Regions from separate parts of the Mus musculus genome. Here region 1 is linked to region 2. A link is a loop called in an ENCODE intact Hi-C map of the cell type or tissue named here. Cell type or tissue: heart. All regions are shown on one strand. Links, peaks and the distances in the headings refer to the core of each region. The heading gives the core; the rest is flanking DNA.

Region 1 (8,332 bases), core at 19-8,018, 55 kb after region 2:
TGTATGTGTGTATGTATATGTGTGTCTGTGTGTGTAAGTTTGTGTGTGTATGTGTGTGTTTGGGTGTATATGTGTGTGTGTCTGTACTGGCTAGTTTTGTGTCAACTTGACACAGCTGGAGTTATCACAGAGAAAGGAGCTTCAGTTGAGGAAATGCCTCCATGAGATACAACTGTAAGGCATTTTCTCAATTAGTGATCAAGGGGGAAAGGCCCCTTGTGGGTGGGACCATCTCTGGGCTGGTAGTCTTGGTTCTATAAGAGAGCAGGCTGAGCAAGCCAGGGGAAGCAAGCCAGTAAAGAACATCCCTCCATGGCCTCTGCATCAGCTCCTGCTTTCTGACCTGCTTGAGTTCCAGTCCTGACTTCCCTGGTGATGAACAGCAGTATGGAAGTGTAAGCCAAATAAACCCTTTCTTCCCCAACTTGCTTCTTGGTCATGATGTTTGTGCAGGGTTAGAAACTCTGACTAAGATAGTACCTGTGTGTGCACCCATGTATGTGTGTGTGTGTGTGTGTGTATGGGTGTGTATATGTGTGTGTTTGTGTGTGTATATGCATGTATATGTGTGTGTGTGTGTGTGTGTGTGTATGTGTATTTGTATGTCTCTGTGTGTATGTGTTTCTGCCTATATGCATGTTTGGGCTGACATGGGGGTCAGGTGACGGGAAACCTCCTTCCATGCTCCCAGCACATCATTCCTTCCTCCTCTGTACTCAGGTCGTGCACCTTATAAGCAACATGCAGAGCCTCCTCTGGTCACCAAGGCTCGTTTTCATCTTATTTGTTCGCATTTCTTTCTGCCTTCTGACCTTCCTGGGCGTCTTTCTTCCTCCCTGTCTCCCCCTTTCACTACTCTGTTTCTTTTCACAGTGGAGTAGATGTTTCTTGTAGCCCGAATGCCATCCAGATAATAGAGAGCATGGGCTGCAGTGTGGGTGGGAGGTTTCAGAGCTTGTCTTCCCCGAATGTGAAGCAGATAGAAATTTTTTTTCAATTTTTTTTTCCGAGACAGGGTTTCTCTGTGTAGCCCTGGCTGTCCTGGAACTCACTTTGTAGACCAGACTGGCCTCGAACTCAGAAATCCACCTGCCTCTGCCTCCCAAGTGCTGGGATTAAAGGCGTGCACCACCACACCTGGCGATTTTTATTTTTAATTAATTAATTTTTTGACGCAGGCTATCATGTACCCCAGGCTAGCCACAAATTCCATGTAGCTGAGGAAGACTCTGAGCTTCTGATCCTTCTGCCTCTCTCTTCCAAGTTCAAGGACTTTGGATGTTCATCACAACAGCAGTTTAATACAGAGCTGGGGATAGAAGCCAGGACTTCGCCCATGTTAGGTGAGCTCTTTACTAATTACGTAACTCCCCCAGCTCAAGACTAGATATTGTTGACTGTTAGCATCACTACTAGGGTCTCCGTCGTCTGGGGTGGGCTTGGGAGGATAGCCTGCATCACAGGGGAGGAGTGCCGTGCTGTTTGGCCCACTGGGTTCATCTGACTCAAGAGCTGCTGGAAAATAAAGATTTTTCAAAATGCCCAAACCTGTTGAAAAGCAAAAGTAGACCCTAGAAAGACATAGTGGATCCGAAGTCTACAAGAGATGGATAGATTGGAGCTCTATTGGTGAGGCTACCTAACCATAGAGGCATGGAATCCGACTGACACACTGGAATTGAGATTAGATACAATGGAAGCTTTGCTAGTCTGATTATTTGTCTCCCAAGCCCAAATCCATGTGTTGAAGTCCTAACTCAGAGGATTAATAAGAAGGAAGATTTTTAAGAGGTGATTAAATAATTAGGGCTGATCCCTCCTCATGAAGATTAGCCACCTTGTTAAAGAGGCCTTGGAGCCAAGCACAGATTTATAATTCTAACACTCAGGATGCTGAGGCAGGAGGGCTCAAGTTCAAGGTCAGCTTGGGCTCAGAGTGAGGCCCTGTCTAAAGAATATAATGAAACAGGTCCCAGAGACCCTCTCACCAGCTGGGGATATCATTTAAGAACCATAAAGTGAGTCTTCACCAAATCCTCCAATGTCTAGATCTTGGACTGCACAGCCCCTAGACCTGTGATCAATAAACTTCTGTTGCCTATAAGCCATGTAGCTTAAGGCATTTTGTTATAGTAGCCTGGTCAGACTATGACAGATACTTTATAAAAGCACAGGACTGAAAGGGGATGACTTTCTATCTGCTACACCGGACTTCAGGGACAGAGCTGACACCTGGGTCCCAATGAATGCTTCCATTGTAGTGCTATAGCAAAGGACATGGAGGACATAGAGATCACATCCTTCCTGTGGACAGTACTCAAGCAAGCCCTTCAGATCCTCCACATGTGGGAGACGAGGTTTGAATCTTAGTCCAGCCTTCCAGTCTCTTTGGCTTGTTTCTGTGGCTCTGCTTGTTTTGACAAGTGCATAAGGTCAGGGACTATCACAACTTGGACAGAGAACATTTCCATCCCTTTACATTCCTCATGCCCCTTTGTTATCAACCCTTTCACTGCTTCTCTTGCAGCTATGGATTTTCATCCATTTCAGATGACTGTTTAAATGGGGCACATAATCTGTAGCCTTTTGAGTCTGGCTTTATTCATTCATCGTAACACACATGGTATTTATCCATGCTGTCACATATATTGGTTTCCTTTTATTGATGAATATATTTGTCATTGCATGGATTTATCACAATTTCTTTATACATCAATGGGCATTTGAGGGGTCTTTCAAGTTTTTGGTTAGTTAAAAAAAAGCTTCTATAATTTTTGCATGCATATACTTTATTTTCTCTGGAGGAAAAACACGGGGTGAGTTTCCCAGGTGTAGTGGTTTGTATATGCTTGGTCTAGGGAGTGACACTATGAGGAGGTGTGGCTGTGTTAAAGTAGGTTTGGTCTTGTTGGAAGAAGTATGTCATTGTAGGCATGGGCAATGAGACCCTCCTATCCATGTGGGAGTCAGTCTTCTCCTGGTAGCCTTCAGATGAAGAGGTTGAATTCTCAGCTCCTCCTGCACCATGCCTGCATGGGCACTGCCATGCTCCTGCCTTGATGATGCTAGACTGAACCTTTGAATCTGTAAACCAGCCCCAATTAAATGTTGCCCTTATAAGAGTTGGCTTGGTCATGGTGTCTGTTCATAGCAGTAAAACATTAACTAAGACACTAGGTAATTCAGCATGCACACAGAAAGTAAGTCTATAGTGGAGTCTGCTCAACTGTGTTCCTAAATGACATACCCCTTTGCATTCCTGTCTGTGAAGGTTCCTCTGGGTCTGTCTGCCTCACCAACACTTGGTGTTGTCTATGGTTTTATTTTTCCCCTTGAATGGCGTCTCACTGTGGTTCCCTTGCATCTCTCATGACTGGTGGCTGCCTGCCCTTGAGCTTTGCATGAGCTCATTCATGGTTTGTGTATCTCTTGGTGAAATGTCTGTTCAAATTATCCTTTCTGCAATTGAAAACATTGCCTTCTATGTATGCTTTGAGATCAAGAACATTGGGCTGAATAAGGCTTCCTTAGATAGTTTTAAGGATAATTGGAGGTCATAAAACATCAAGATTTTTTTTACTTAGGTTTCTAGGCTTGGCAGGAAATGGAAAGTTACACAGAAATAATAGCAAAGATTCATTGTTAACAATTCTATGTTAAACAAACAAATAAGCCGGGCATGGTGGCACACGCCTTTAATCCCAGCACTCGGGTGGCAGAGGCAGGCGGATTTCTGAGTTTGAGGCCAGCCTGGTCTACAGAGTGAGTTCCAGGACAGCCAGAGTTATACAGAGAAACCCTGTCTCGAAAAACCAAACCAAACAAACAAACCTAAACCCACCCTCCTTAATGGCTGGGCATAGTGGTAAACTCCTATAATCTCAGCAGTTGGTAGGCTGAAGGAGGGCGATCACTAGTTCCATCCTAGCCTGGGCTATACAGTAAGACATTGTCTCAAACAAACACCTCATTGTAGGACTCGTTAGTCCAACTCCTTGGTATTATTGTAAGAGTTGTCCATTTTTAAGCCTCTGAAAGTTTATTTGCCTCCTCTATTTATATCATGGGGTATTAATCAGTGATTATTTATAGCTTTCCTTTAATAGTGTTGTACTGTGCTTGCTGTGGGGTTTCCCTGCCCTCAGGAAACTGAAGACTTAACCAGGAGGAAAAGTGATCCCATGTGAACCACTATGACCTAACACAAGGGCCTACCTGCAGGTTAAGAGCAAGGGGAGTTCCAGGCTGGCCTGGCCCGTGTCTTTCCCCTACAAAAATATTTCAAGACCCACCATGGCCAGGTCTTTACAATGCAGGACAGCTTCCTGTACTAGCTGTTTCCTGGCCTGACGTTTCTTTGTTCTGAATTTCGGGGGAAATATGAACCAATGGCTATGGTGTCACTTCCATAAGGTCTAAGGGTTTGTCAGAGAGCAGGGCGAAAGCCATGTTCCATGTGTGACTGTGGGGACACTCGTTTGCTATCACCAACCTTTTCCTTCTTAATACCCTCATAGTGTCTGCACACAGTATAGCCCAGGAAAGGCAGAGGATGCTTGCTTCCTCGGGGCGTGCTTGCTCCAGGAGACTCTGCTATCATTTCTCTCTGGTGTCTTGATTTGTTCCCCATGGGTTCCAAGGTAGATCTGTCTATGTGGGAATGGAAAGAGGATTAGCAAGTTCATTTCAGTTCACGACTGCACTGTTTTTTTTTTTTTTAAACCAATCCCATGTCTGAGCCAAAGCTGGGTTAGAGAGAGGACTATTACAATTCCCAAACCAGAATCTGAAAGGAAAAATCACTCTTGGCCTCGGATTTTTCTCCCTAAATGACATCATAGGGAAAACTTTCCTTCTAAAATTTTGATATGGTTCTTTCAGCCAGATTATCATTGATTTCGAATATTTTTGTTCAGATGTGTTATACTTTTAAAAATTGGTCCTTAATACATATGAAATATTATGTAAAATAGAAATCAGTCTAAGAACCCAGGATCCTTACAGGTCATAAAACACCTCTGAAGTGGTTCTGGTCTTATTTAATCCACTAAATAGGATACACTGCACACATTCTCTCTCTGGAAAATGTGCTACAGCGATCACTGTCTCAATGGCCGTCTACTGTCAAATAACTGTGCTGGAAGTGGTGGGAGATGCCCTCAACACCAGCCATAGCTAGATTATTTATGTTCCCTCCCAGAACAGTCTCACTCTGTTTACATTTTGAGACTCGTGAGGAATCGTGTAAGCATCTCTTGACTTTGCGGAGTGGCTAGGAAGTATGTGGCTTTAATGACCACAGGCCTGTCATTTGTATCTGTCACTGATCTCATCACTGGGTTTGCTTGTCTTCCTCCAGTGTGCTTCTGACCTGAGGCCTGAAAACCCACTGTGCAGAAACCTCAGAGGAACTGGCCTTTAGAAACCACAGCTCAGCCTGATATTCTCCAGGGCTCTCTCCATGGAAGGAAGGAGGGAGAGATTGCGGAGAGGAAGGTGAAGTGAGGTGAGGGAGGAAGAGAGAATGGGAAGAAAGGGAGGAAGAAAGTAGAAAAACCTGGGGAGAGGGAAGAGGAAGGAAGAAGAGGGACAAACATTAAAAAACAATTTTTTTTTTAGTTTAAATATAAGGGTAAAAATAAAGTCATACAAACCATTAAAAAATGAATTTGTCTTCACTGAAATTCAGAACTCCTCCAAGGACATCTTAAATATGGAAAAGAAGAACACAGACAGGAAGGAACGATTTGCAGATATGTAGCTGTTTAAATCCTAATGTAAAACCTGGAACCATTGACTCCGAAAGGAAACACAGGCGAGGGCTTCATGATTAGGGTGCAGCATGATTTCTCAGACACCACACAAAAGCTCAGCTGACTTTTAAAAAGGTATTAAGTTGGGCTTCATCAGAATTAAGTACTTCTGTTCTTTGAAAATTCCTGTCAAGAGAAGAGCCACAGACCAGCAGAAAGCCTCACAGATCACTCCTTCATAAGAGATTTCCAGAGCCAATAAAGGAACCATTGTAACTCAGTAGAAGCACACTAAGTTCCTTTAAAAGTAGGTGAAAGGTGGAGCAGCCTTTCCATCAAACAGACATAACTGTGATGGAGCCCAGGAAAAAGATGCCCAACGCTGTTCCTCGTTAAGGAAATGCAAGTCAAAACCAGAGGATGTGGTTCTGTGAGTATTAGGACAACTTTAAACAACTCTATCAAAACAAAAAACATAAGCAAGCCAAACTCCCAAGACCAATTCACCTTCCAAGTAATTGGTGGAAAAATAGTGCAGTCAGGAGTGTACTGACGGCAAAACCTGGCAATCCCAAACTCTAAGTATATGTGAAATATGGAAGAAGTGAAAACATATACACATCAGACAAGGTCAAAAATATCTACATAATTAAAAAAAAGTCTAGAGACAATCCCTCAAGTGTTCATCAGTTCATGAGTGGATATTTGAGTTTCTATCATGAGCTACTCATCCAAGAATATTTTAAATAATTTTTAGAATTTTAGGCCATGTTTTTTTTTAAAAAGCCAGATTGAGAAGAGTGTACACTGTATGATTTCATTTCTTGGACATTCTGGAAAGCTTAGAACCACAGGAAGAACAGCTATAGGTCAAAAGCTGCCTGGGGCTGAACAGAGTGGGGAGGGAGCTGATTACAGGCATCAAAGGCAGATGTTTTCTGCACCGTGATTGTGCACATGGGCTGTCAAACCTTAGACAACACTCTAGACAATTTTTTTCTTGTATTTTCAAACTATACCCAAAAGAATCATCCGACATTACTATTACTATAATATTGCTGCATACATTTAGAACTTGGGAGAAGGGCTGGAGAGATTGCTTGGTGTTTTACAGCACTTGTTGCTTTTCTAAGGACCCTGGTTCAATTCCCTGCATCCACACAGTAGCCCACAACCATTTGTAAATTCAGAGGATCAGATGTTCCTCTCCTAAGTTTTGTGGACACCAGCCATTCACACAGTCCACATCCATAAAGCAGGCAGAGCATTCCTAAACAGAAAGTCAAATAAGTAAATCTAAGAAAGAAAGAAAGAAAGAGAGAGAGAGAGAGAGAGAGAGAGAGAGAGAGAGAGAGAGGAAGGAAGGAAGGAAGGAAGGAAGGAAGGAAGGAAGGAAGGAAGAAAGAAAGAAAGAAAGAAAGAAAGAAAGGAAGAAAGGAAGAAAGGAAGAAAGGAAGAAAGGAAGAAAGGAAGAAAGGAAGAAAGGAAGAAAGGAAGAAAGGAAGAAAGGAAGAAAGGAAGAAAGAAAGAAAGGAAGGAAGGAAGGAAGGAAGGAAGAAAGGAAGGGAGAAAGAAAGAAAGGAAAGAAGGAAGGCAGGAAGGAAGGCAGGCAGGCAGGCAGGAAGGAAGACAGGAAGGAAGGAAGGAAGGAAGGAAGGAAGGAAGGAAGGAAGGAAGGAAAGAAGGAAGGAAGGAAAGGAAGGAAGAAAACATGGGAAAAGACAACCAAATCAGATTTAGTGTAAAGAGTTTAGAAAATATATAACAATAAAAAAATGTAATCGCTTGTAATTAAGATAAATGGAGATGGCCAGTGTTAGCAACCCCATAGATAGGCATTTTTTTAAAAAATAGAAAGTTTCATGGGTTGCTTTGATTTTTATCACCTTTTCCCTTTGTCCACTATCCATGGACTTAGGGCCTCACCCATGCTGGGTAAGTGCTCCTCCCCTGGGCTCCATCCCAGCCTGCGGTGTAGCACTGCGCATCATGAATCTCTTCTCTAGCATTTTCATGTCCTCGTAGAATACCATTGCATGAATGTATTAGGCTTCCTAAGGAACCCTCTCCCACTGGACATTTACGTTGCGTAGAGTTTGTTATTTTCATATCTAGTGCTACAATGAGAATTTAAAATTTATGTTTTCTCTTTAACTTTTACTTATTTTTAGTGTGTGTGTGTGAGAGAGAGACATGTGTACATGCAGCACCATAGGATGCATGTGGGGTCCAGAGGATACCTTTAAGGAGTCAGTTTTCACTTCCACTGTGTCAAGGCAGGGTCTTTCTTATTCTTGATGCTGTGTGCTTACGTTAGGCTAACTAGCCCAAGAGTTTCCCTGTGATGCTCATTTCTCGGCCTTGCTACAGGACTGCTGGGATTACAGGTGCATGCCACCAAAGTCAGCTTTTAGTATGGTTTTACAATGGACCTCAAATCGCCAGGCTTGCATATCAAGGCTTTTGCTCACTGATCCATTTCCCTGACACAATAATAAGCACTTTATATAAACACTTTTGGATAGCCATGATTTATTTCCTCAGCATTCCTAAGGATGATGTCACTGACCTCATAGGAA
Region 2 (8,332 bases), core at 295-8,294:
TTCCTGACTAAAAGCAGCCAAAAATGGCCCTGTACCAGCCTGAATGCTGTGAAGACTTGGAATTTTTTCAACCAAATAAATTGGCTCACTCTTTTAAAAACCAGCTTCAAAGCTGGATTGGTGGTGCACACCTTTAGTCCCAGCACTCAGGAGGCAGAGGCAGGCAGATCTCTGAGTTCGAGGCCAACCTGACCTGCAAAGTGAGTTCCAGAACAGTGGGGGCTACACAGACAAACCCTGCCTTGGAAACAAAACAACAGAAAAACCCAGCTTCACTTCAAAATTTAAAGACCTTAAAGAATACAGACAAATTCCTTCTGGAGATATAATAGAAATGACTTGAGATCTAATTCCCTATACAATCCCTGTCCTTGTCTGGAGCCTCTGAGCCTGTCCTTTGCCATCCGTGTTTCTGTCAGCATTCTGGGTCTTCTACATTTGGACCAGAATCATCCATTACATTCACAGCATGTCAGGGCTTCTCCAGTCCACTGCCCCAAACTTCCAAATTCCTTCCACAAATCATCTGCCAAAGTCTAAGCAGGATGACTTTGGGGTGTTCATAGAAGTCACCCTACTTCTCTGCTATCTGTTTTCTGTGTTTGTTACTTGAATATCACTCTGACCACTATCTCCAACAGAAATGGTAGAGGAGAGAGATGGTGGAGGAGAGAGATGGTGGAGGAGAGAGATGGTGGAGGAGAGTTTATGTTGGTTCTCGGGTTCAGAGGTTTCAGCTCATCACAGCAGGGAGGGAGTTGCAGAGCTCATGGCTGTCAGAGGAAGTTCTCAAGAGGCTCCATCTGCAGGAAGCAGAGAGCAGTCTCTGGAGGCCCTTTATTGAGTGATCACTACAGTCTATCGAAAGCTTTGCATTCTCTGCCCTTCCCTTCTCAATACCACATCTGACATAGGCAGATCCCAGCCAAGAGTGTGTTGATTAAAGTTTGTGTTTGGGGACTGAACACATGACTCCATAAGCAAGAGCGTTAAAAGACCAGAATTGGATCCCATGATGCACATAAAAAGCCAGGCATGGCTCTATGTGCACCTCTAACCCCAATGCTGAGAAGGGGGCTGGTGGAGAAGCAGAGACATACCATTCCACTTTGTGCTCCCGGCCGGTCACACACTTCCAGTCACCCACCAAGGGACTCTTTCATTGGCGAATGAAAGATACACACACACTAGCTTGTTTTTGAAATGCTGTGATTAGCTCAAAGGTTAGGCAGTGCTAAGCCTTTGCCTGCTACCCCAGGCCCAATAGGGAAGTGGGCAGTGGCCACTTACCAGAATTCTTACACTGCTCAGAGGCTCTCTCTGCCACAGCTCTAAATCTGAGCCATCTCTCAACTCATCTCAAGCCATCTCAGGCAATCCTCTGTCTCCACTTCTCTATCCCAAGCCCTCGCAAATCTAAGTGTCCCGGTCCATCTCCTTTTGCCCAACCATTGACTGCTAGCATCTTTATTGATCAATCAAAAACCAATTGGGGACAAGGTCCTTCAGCATTTGGACACACAGATTCCTGATTAAATCAAAGCATTAGAACCAATCCTCAATACATCAGTCCAGACACAGGTTCAGAGACCCTGTCTAGGAGGAATAAAAAGGAGAGTAATGGGACAAGATCCCAGGTGTCCTTATCTGACTTCTGCCTACATGCATAGATAGACATGTACACATGAACATACATGTGCACATACACGACACACAGATACAAAAGCCATGTTTTTCTTTAGTCTCAAAAAACCCTGAAAAATCCCAGAGGCTGCAAGTTGCTCCTGCTTGAAATCCATGGAGATCACTAAGGCTTCTCTGAGTCAGCTAGGAGTCTGAATGAGCTCAGAAAACCAGGAGCTAACTGTGAGGAGGTGGTAGGGAGGGGGTGTCAGGGTGGGAGGGTTGCCACTAGCTTCTGCAGGGGATGGGGAAGAGGAGAGAGTGGGGAGAATGGAAGGAGGGGACCATCCAGCAGCTGGCCCAGCTGTGTGGCCTGTGCTGTCCTCCCTTTCTGGCCCTCAATTGCTCTTTGAACAGCTCTGCATTTATGGCCACTTGGACAAGCCCCGGCATTGTTTGCCTCTAGTATCTAAGGTCAGAGGCCTTAGAGGAATGGCATGGTTCTATTTCCTTAAATAGTGACTTGGGAATGAAATGAGTAAGCGTGTCTTTAATTAGCCATACCCCAGAGGCCTGCGGGGGTGGGGGGGTCTGGTAGATGGTGGGCCCCCTGCCAAGATCAGCATTGTGAGGCTGGTATTTGGTCCAGGGTGTGGGGGGGGGGGGAGGGTTCAGTGCTATGCATTATTTACCCTCCCTCCTCATCTCCTATTGTCCTATCAGCCTCAACTCCAATTCTGTCCCCATGTCAACATGAAGGATGCCCCGGAGCTGGAGAGAGGAAAGAAGGGAGCCCTTTCTGAGCAACTACCACAGCCTAGGCACTGTGCCAGACACTGGAAAGGGCAAGGTCAAAGATGGAAGGATCGTGCGGAGGTGAGCCAATGAAGGCTGAGCCCAGGCCACCTAGTCCCACAGTGGTGATGCAGTTAAAGCATAAGGGTCCCTGGCACCAGGGGAGGTTTCAGAATTGCTGTATCCCCTTTACTGCATTTTTCACACTCTGTAACCACACCACAGAGCCACCCCTGCTACAATCTCCACCCTGTTTCTTTCTGTTGCTTCCAGAACCTGCCTGGGTTCTCTTTCCTCAAAACCTCCAGGGGGCTGCTAGGCATCTCTACACTCTTTCTTTCTTCTCTCTCTGAGAGAAAATCCCTTTCCAGCCTCCCTCTGCTTACAGCTACCTTTCCTTCTGTTTCTTCAGTTCTTGTTGTCGATGTCACAGAAAAGAAAATGATCATTCAGAAAGAACAAAGGGAGGAGGCAAAGGAGCCTGCAAAGGAGATGCTGATTGGCTGAAGGTTTAAGGATGCTGCAAGTGTGGAAGCCAAAGAGGGAGAAGTGCCTGAGACCACCGCCCAGACAGGAGCCATAGCTGACTGTGGAAGGGAGACTAGGAATAGCCACAAGAAAGAAATTTCCATTCAGAAGGAATGGAACGGGCAAAAGAATTTGGGAAGAAGTTGAGTGGTTAATCTACTCAGGTTTTACCTTCTGATGTTGATGTTTCTAAGAAATTGTGATTGCAGAAAGGGTCAGAACATTTTCTGTCTTCTCAGCTACTCAGATTGGAATTTCAGAGTCCACTTGGGCTGGCAGGCTGAGACAGACAGTATCCCCAGACCATGTCCCCCATACCCCTTCCCACAACTCCCCCCCGCCCCCCCGCCCGTACCATCTTCACCTCCAAGGAATGAGGGAACACCTTGGGCAGGTCTGGGCAGGGCAGGCCTGTTTTGCCCAGGTCAGCTGTGGTCGCCTCAGGAATGAGAAAGAAAGCCTGACTATAAACAAGACTTTTTCCACGATCCCTTGATGTGCGCTCCTTATGGGAGGCACAGGACGTCCAGAGCTCTCTTCTCAGTGTTTGGCTAGGGCTTACCTGGCTTCACGCTCTTCACTCTCCTCTACCTCTTGACCTCACATGCTGATTTGTGCTTCTGGGGTCTTACATAATATGTTATCCTGGAATCATGTTTTAAATGGTGCTTTGTGAAAATGGCATTGCTGGGGCTAATGCTGCACCACAAAGTAATCCCTGGAGATGCGGAGTGTGGTCCAGGGCCAGCAGCATCAACATCTCTTGGGAACTTGTTAGAGATACAGGCCCCAGGGTCCTACCTGTGGGTGGAGTACTGCCATCAGAATTTTAACAAGCCCTATGGTGGGTCTGACTTTTGAGCATGCTCCAATTAGGAAGGAAGCTATTTAATGCCAGGAGATGGAACCCTGGGTTTGTAGACTTACCAAGGAACCAAAAATACCATTTGTCTGCTGCAAGACCCTAGGCTTGTTGCACCAGAGGCAGAGATGTGATTTCTTAGCAAGCTAATGAACCTTTGCTCTCCAAGATGGAGGGGGTGTGGGGGGGGGAGGAGCTTTTGACAAGGATGCAGGGGGTGGGGGACTTCCTGATGGGGGCAGGTGACCTTCACAGGAAGGGTTTTGGTTCCAGCACAACTACTGTGAAGGAATGCTCCCATTCAGAGCTGTAGGATGTCCTGAGGGGGGTGGGGGTGGGGGTGGGTACCTCCCTCCCTTCTTGGAAGTTGCCACACCTAATTCTCTAGCATGCCGGCCGGCTGGGAAGAGGAAATGGACTGTGACTGAAGTGAGAGAAGCTCAAATGCTCGGTGAGGGACTTTTCTGAGGGCAGTGCCTGGAACCAACTTTCAGTGTGGGTTGTGCAATCTCCTTTGGACATCTCTTCTTGGGGCAGGAGAATGGAACCGCTAAGTGTCCTGAAGGGACTTTGGTCCTGGCTTTTCATGATGTAGCTCTGTACTCCTGGGGAGATCCCTCAATCTTTCAGGGCCACTAAAGCCTTGCTCATACACCGGAAATGATGATAGCAAGACGGACAGAAGTTTGGCAGGTTTTGGGTACCATCCCAGGTAAGCACCAGTCAGTGCTGGGTCTAGAACAGTGCACTAAGCTTGAGTGGTGCAGACACTGTATCCCCCACACGCTCACTGAAAGGACAAGGGATTCATAGTCTCCCACTGAAGTAGCTGGAAGGCCACCACTCTGCAGCTATTTCAGACCTTTATGCTCAGCACAATATTACCATGATCCTGTTCCCAGAGCTTAATGGAACTCTAGAGAGGTGTTCTTCATGGTGTTTCCTATTGCTGGGATATCTCCTCTTCTGGTCACTTGTCTTTCAGGAGAGTGGTTGTAAGAAAGCCGTGAGGGCTTACATCTCTTCCCAGGCCTGAGGGAGGAAACAGGTAAAAAGAAGAGAAAAATGAAGTCTCTAGGGTAGAACGACAAGGTGTACAGGAGGTAGCAGCTCCCAGCGGGGCTCAGCTGGAGATGGTTGGAAGAGTGACTGTGTCTCCTTCCATCCGCGAACAGTGCAAGCTTCTGCCGGTAAAGGTCACAGCTTACGACGGGGTCTGTCTTTCTCAACACACGGGCTGAGATACAGGTCCTGGGCAGAGCCACTCATAGGAGGGGTGTCTGGTTCTTTGCTTTTAAGCTGTACCGGTGAGGGAAGGCAACTTTGATAGCATCGTAACTGATCAGAGATCAGTACATTGCATAGACCTTGACCATGCACATGGCTTCCGCCCCGGGTGTTATCCCTAGATATTTTATCGTGCCCCAGAGCAGGTGCAGGTCATGCAGGAGAAGCAGGCTGGAAGGGCCCTGGGAGGTCCCCTTTCTGCAGAGTGCTCTGGCCTGCCAGAGAACAGGAACCAACAGCAACAACAACAACAACAAAATCTGGAACTAATGCGTCTGGATTTTTCCCAAGTGGCCTGCTTTTCCCTGTGGGTGAGCTACAGGGTCCCTCTCATAGCCTGCCCTTCCCTCCTGTCCCCCTGTATGGTCATCTCCATGATGGCTAGATATTCCCTTTGTGGCCACCATTAGAAAGTTCAGCAGGGTGAGCTTTTCAGAAAAGCTGCTATTTAAAAACAGGAACCTGAAAGATACATTAACGGGGGGAAGTGGGCGATTATTTGTCTTTACTATATATAGGAGAGAGTCAGTTTATAACAGAATTATTTTTGTATGCTGTTTTTGCCGGAGCAGCCAGCCTGTCTCCTGATGCCAGTATGCAACTGATTTTTATAGCATCGCCTCCGCTCCATAGGGTCAGTCATCAACTGTCCCAGACCCTTCTTGCTATTTGTGGCTGCTTCTGGTGTCTGGAAAGGAACTCACTACCCATGGAGGTTCAGCGAGTTCTCCTTGGGCTGGCTACATGCAGCCTGAAGTAGAAAGAGCATATGGGTTTTCTAGCTGTACCCCATATCCGTTCTTCCCAAGGTACACTCTGCTCAAGCAGGCAAGTCTTCCTTCCCTGGAAGTGGCTGGTAGTTGAAGAGCCAGGAGAGTGTTTCCTCCACACATCATCTTCTGATCCTTTGGCTGGAATGATTGGTGTACAGTTGGAGACTGTCTGAGTGTGTTCTTAAAGTACCTGTGAATGTGAGTCCATTCCTTTGTGATTCGAAGAGCAGCAAAACGTGGTTTGACCAGTATCAGTGATAACAAGGAAGAGAGTGCTCTTGGTATTCCTGCCATCTGGCTTTCTGCCTCTCAAACGGGCTGGCTTATTTGGCTTTGATGGAGTTCTAAGTCTGTATCTAAAGGGAGTTATTTTAAAATGAAACTTACGTCTCTGAGGATTGTAAGGGTTCAGCTGCTCAGCCAGGGGACCAGGTTTCTAGACTTGGTGCCCACAATGTCTGGCCAGCCTCATTCCCAGCAAGTCACCGCTGCAAGTCACCACCACACCCAGGGTCGGGCATGCTCAGGAATGTGGCCTGTGCATTTGTCTCTGCAGTCTTGGATCACACTATGAGAGCAGTCAGAATATCTTTGTTCTGTGTCCAGGCCACCAAACCCTTAGAGAAGATCAAAAAATGTCTTCTCTTTACCTAGAGAAGACAACAGATGCTTACTCAATGAATGGATGGATGGCAGATGGATGGATAGCAGATAGATGGATGGCAGATAGATGGATGGATGGCAGATAGATGGATGGATGGATGATGGATGGATGGATGGACAGACAGACGGACGGACGGACGGACGGATGGATGGATGGATGGATAACTGTCTTTTACCCCAGCAGATCTATTACACTTGAGGAACTTTACTGAGTGCCTATTCCATGCCAGACTTTCTTCTAGATACATCATGGTATGTATCAAAGCTGACCAAAATAACCAAAGCCAAAAACAAAACCAAAAAAAAAAAAACCCCAAAAAACAAAAAAAACACCCCTCTCTTTCCTTACTTGCAAAGAGATTACATTTTAGCAGGGCAAAATAGATAAGCAATAAGCAAATTATACATGCATATATAAAATGTAATGTGTCCACCTGACATACACATATATGTACGTATACATGATGTCAGGAAGAGGAGGGACGGGATGCGTGGAGATCCAGGAAAGCTGAGCCATAAAAGAGAGTGGTCAGGGTTAGTGTCAGGGTGCCTTAGTGGACCCAAGACTTTACCAGATCATTTCCTCTGGCATTTTGGTGCTATCAGTTTTGCTTCTGTGTGTATGTGTAAACACACACAAGTCATATATAGGCCATAGCAGCATCCAGCAGGGGCCTCTATGCCTGCTCAGCATCTGACACCTAATAAATGTTTGATAAAATGTAGCCAGCTGGGGTCTGAGAGATGGTATATCGGTTAAGAACAATTGCTGCTTTTGAAGAGTTCCCAAGCTCAGGCCCCAACACTCAAGAAGGATGGCTCATCACTATCCTTAAGGTCAGCTTCATGGGATCCCAGGCCCTACCAGCCTCCAGGGAAACTGGTATACCCCACTCCCGTCTGTCACACACAGTTATCTACACACACAATAACATATAAACAAATAAAATGAATAATAAATATTTTAAAAAGTAGCCAGGTAGGTGAATGCTTAATAATTAATTTGCTAAAGAGGATTATTCCCCTCACATTATAGAAATGATAACTGTTCCACCGGCCTATTTTACATGTGTATGGTCTTAGTTAAGATTTCTAACGTGATAAACACCATGACCAAAAGCAACTTGAGAAAAAAATGAGTTGATTTTTGTCTTACACTTCTAGGTAACAGTTCATCCCTGAGAGAAGAGTTTGGGGCAGGAATTTGGTGGTAGGAACTGAAGTAGAGGCCATGGAGGGGTGCTGCGTGCTCCTCCTGGCTCACTCAGTCCATCTTCTTATATGATCCAGGACTACCCACCAAAGGATGGCACCGCTCACTGAAGGTGGGCCCACCCACATCAACCATTAATCGAGAAAATGCTCTGCAGGCTTGCCCACAGGTCAGTCTTGTGGGGACATTTTCTCAGTTGAGGGTCCCTCCTCAACTGACATAAGCTGACATAAAAGTAGTCAGTACACATGTATATAACTTGCCTGCTCTACTTCAGGTACCAAATGCCTTTGAGTACTTAACGAAGGGCATTCACCTTTGAGTTAGGCCTCAGAGCTTAGCTGTTCCAGCAGTCTCCGTGAATAGCATATTGTTAAGCATGGAACTCCTGTCCCTAAAGGAGCAGCTTTTCCTAAGCAGATTCTTCCATCCTGGCCAACCGTGCTCTGGGCAATGTTTCTGCTTCATGGGTCTGTTTAATGCTTGCTTTCCCTAAGGGGCTAATGCCCGTTTACCGAAAGTGATGCTGTATTGCCCTACAGCCTCGCAGTGGGGCTTAAGCAGGGAAATCCCTGCCCAGGAAGGGGA

The links. Peaks named below come from ENCODE experiments on the same cell type or tissue, not always from the same donor. Only the 100,000 strongest peaks of a DNase experiment are listed, where the experiment ranks them.
Region 1: it touches region 2 in a loop (2.1-fold over the local background); 1 of 42 quality-filtered maps calls a loop at or near these places.

The regions. Positions count from the first base shown.
Region 1 is chr5:64,442,722-64,451,053 of GRCm38, forward strand. No RefSeq gene overlaps it. Among named protein-coding and RNA genes, the nearest start is that of Gm31363, 5.0 kb to the right of the region's middle. In heart, for the core only: no CTCF peak of the experiment used is centred there; no DNase peak of the experiment used is centred there.
Region 2 is chr5:64,387,383-64,395,714 of GRCm38, forward strand. Gm43837 (a long non-coding RNA gene) reads left to right here. Exons shown (of 3, transcript XR_003955925.1): 3 at 2,347-2,493. Among named protein-coding and RNA genes, the nearest start is that of Gm43837, 14 kb to the left of the region's middle. In heart, for the core only: a CTCF peak has its summit at 808; DNase peaks (open chromatin) are centred at 2,139 and 4,199; H3K27ac peaks cover 1,873 bases.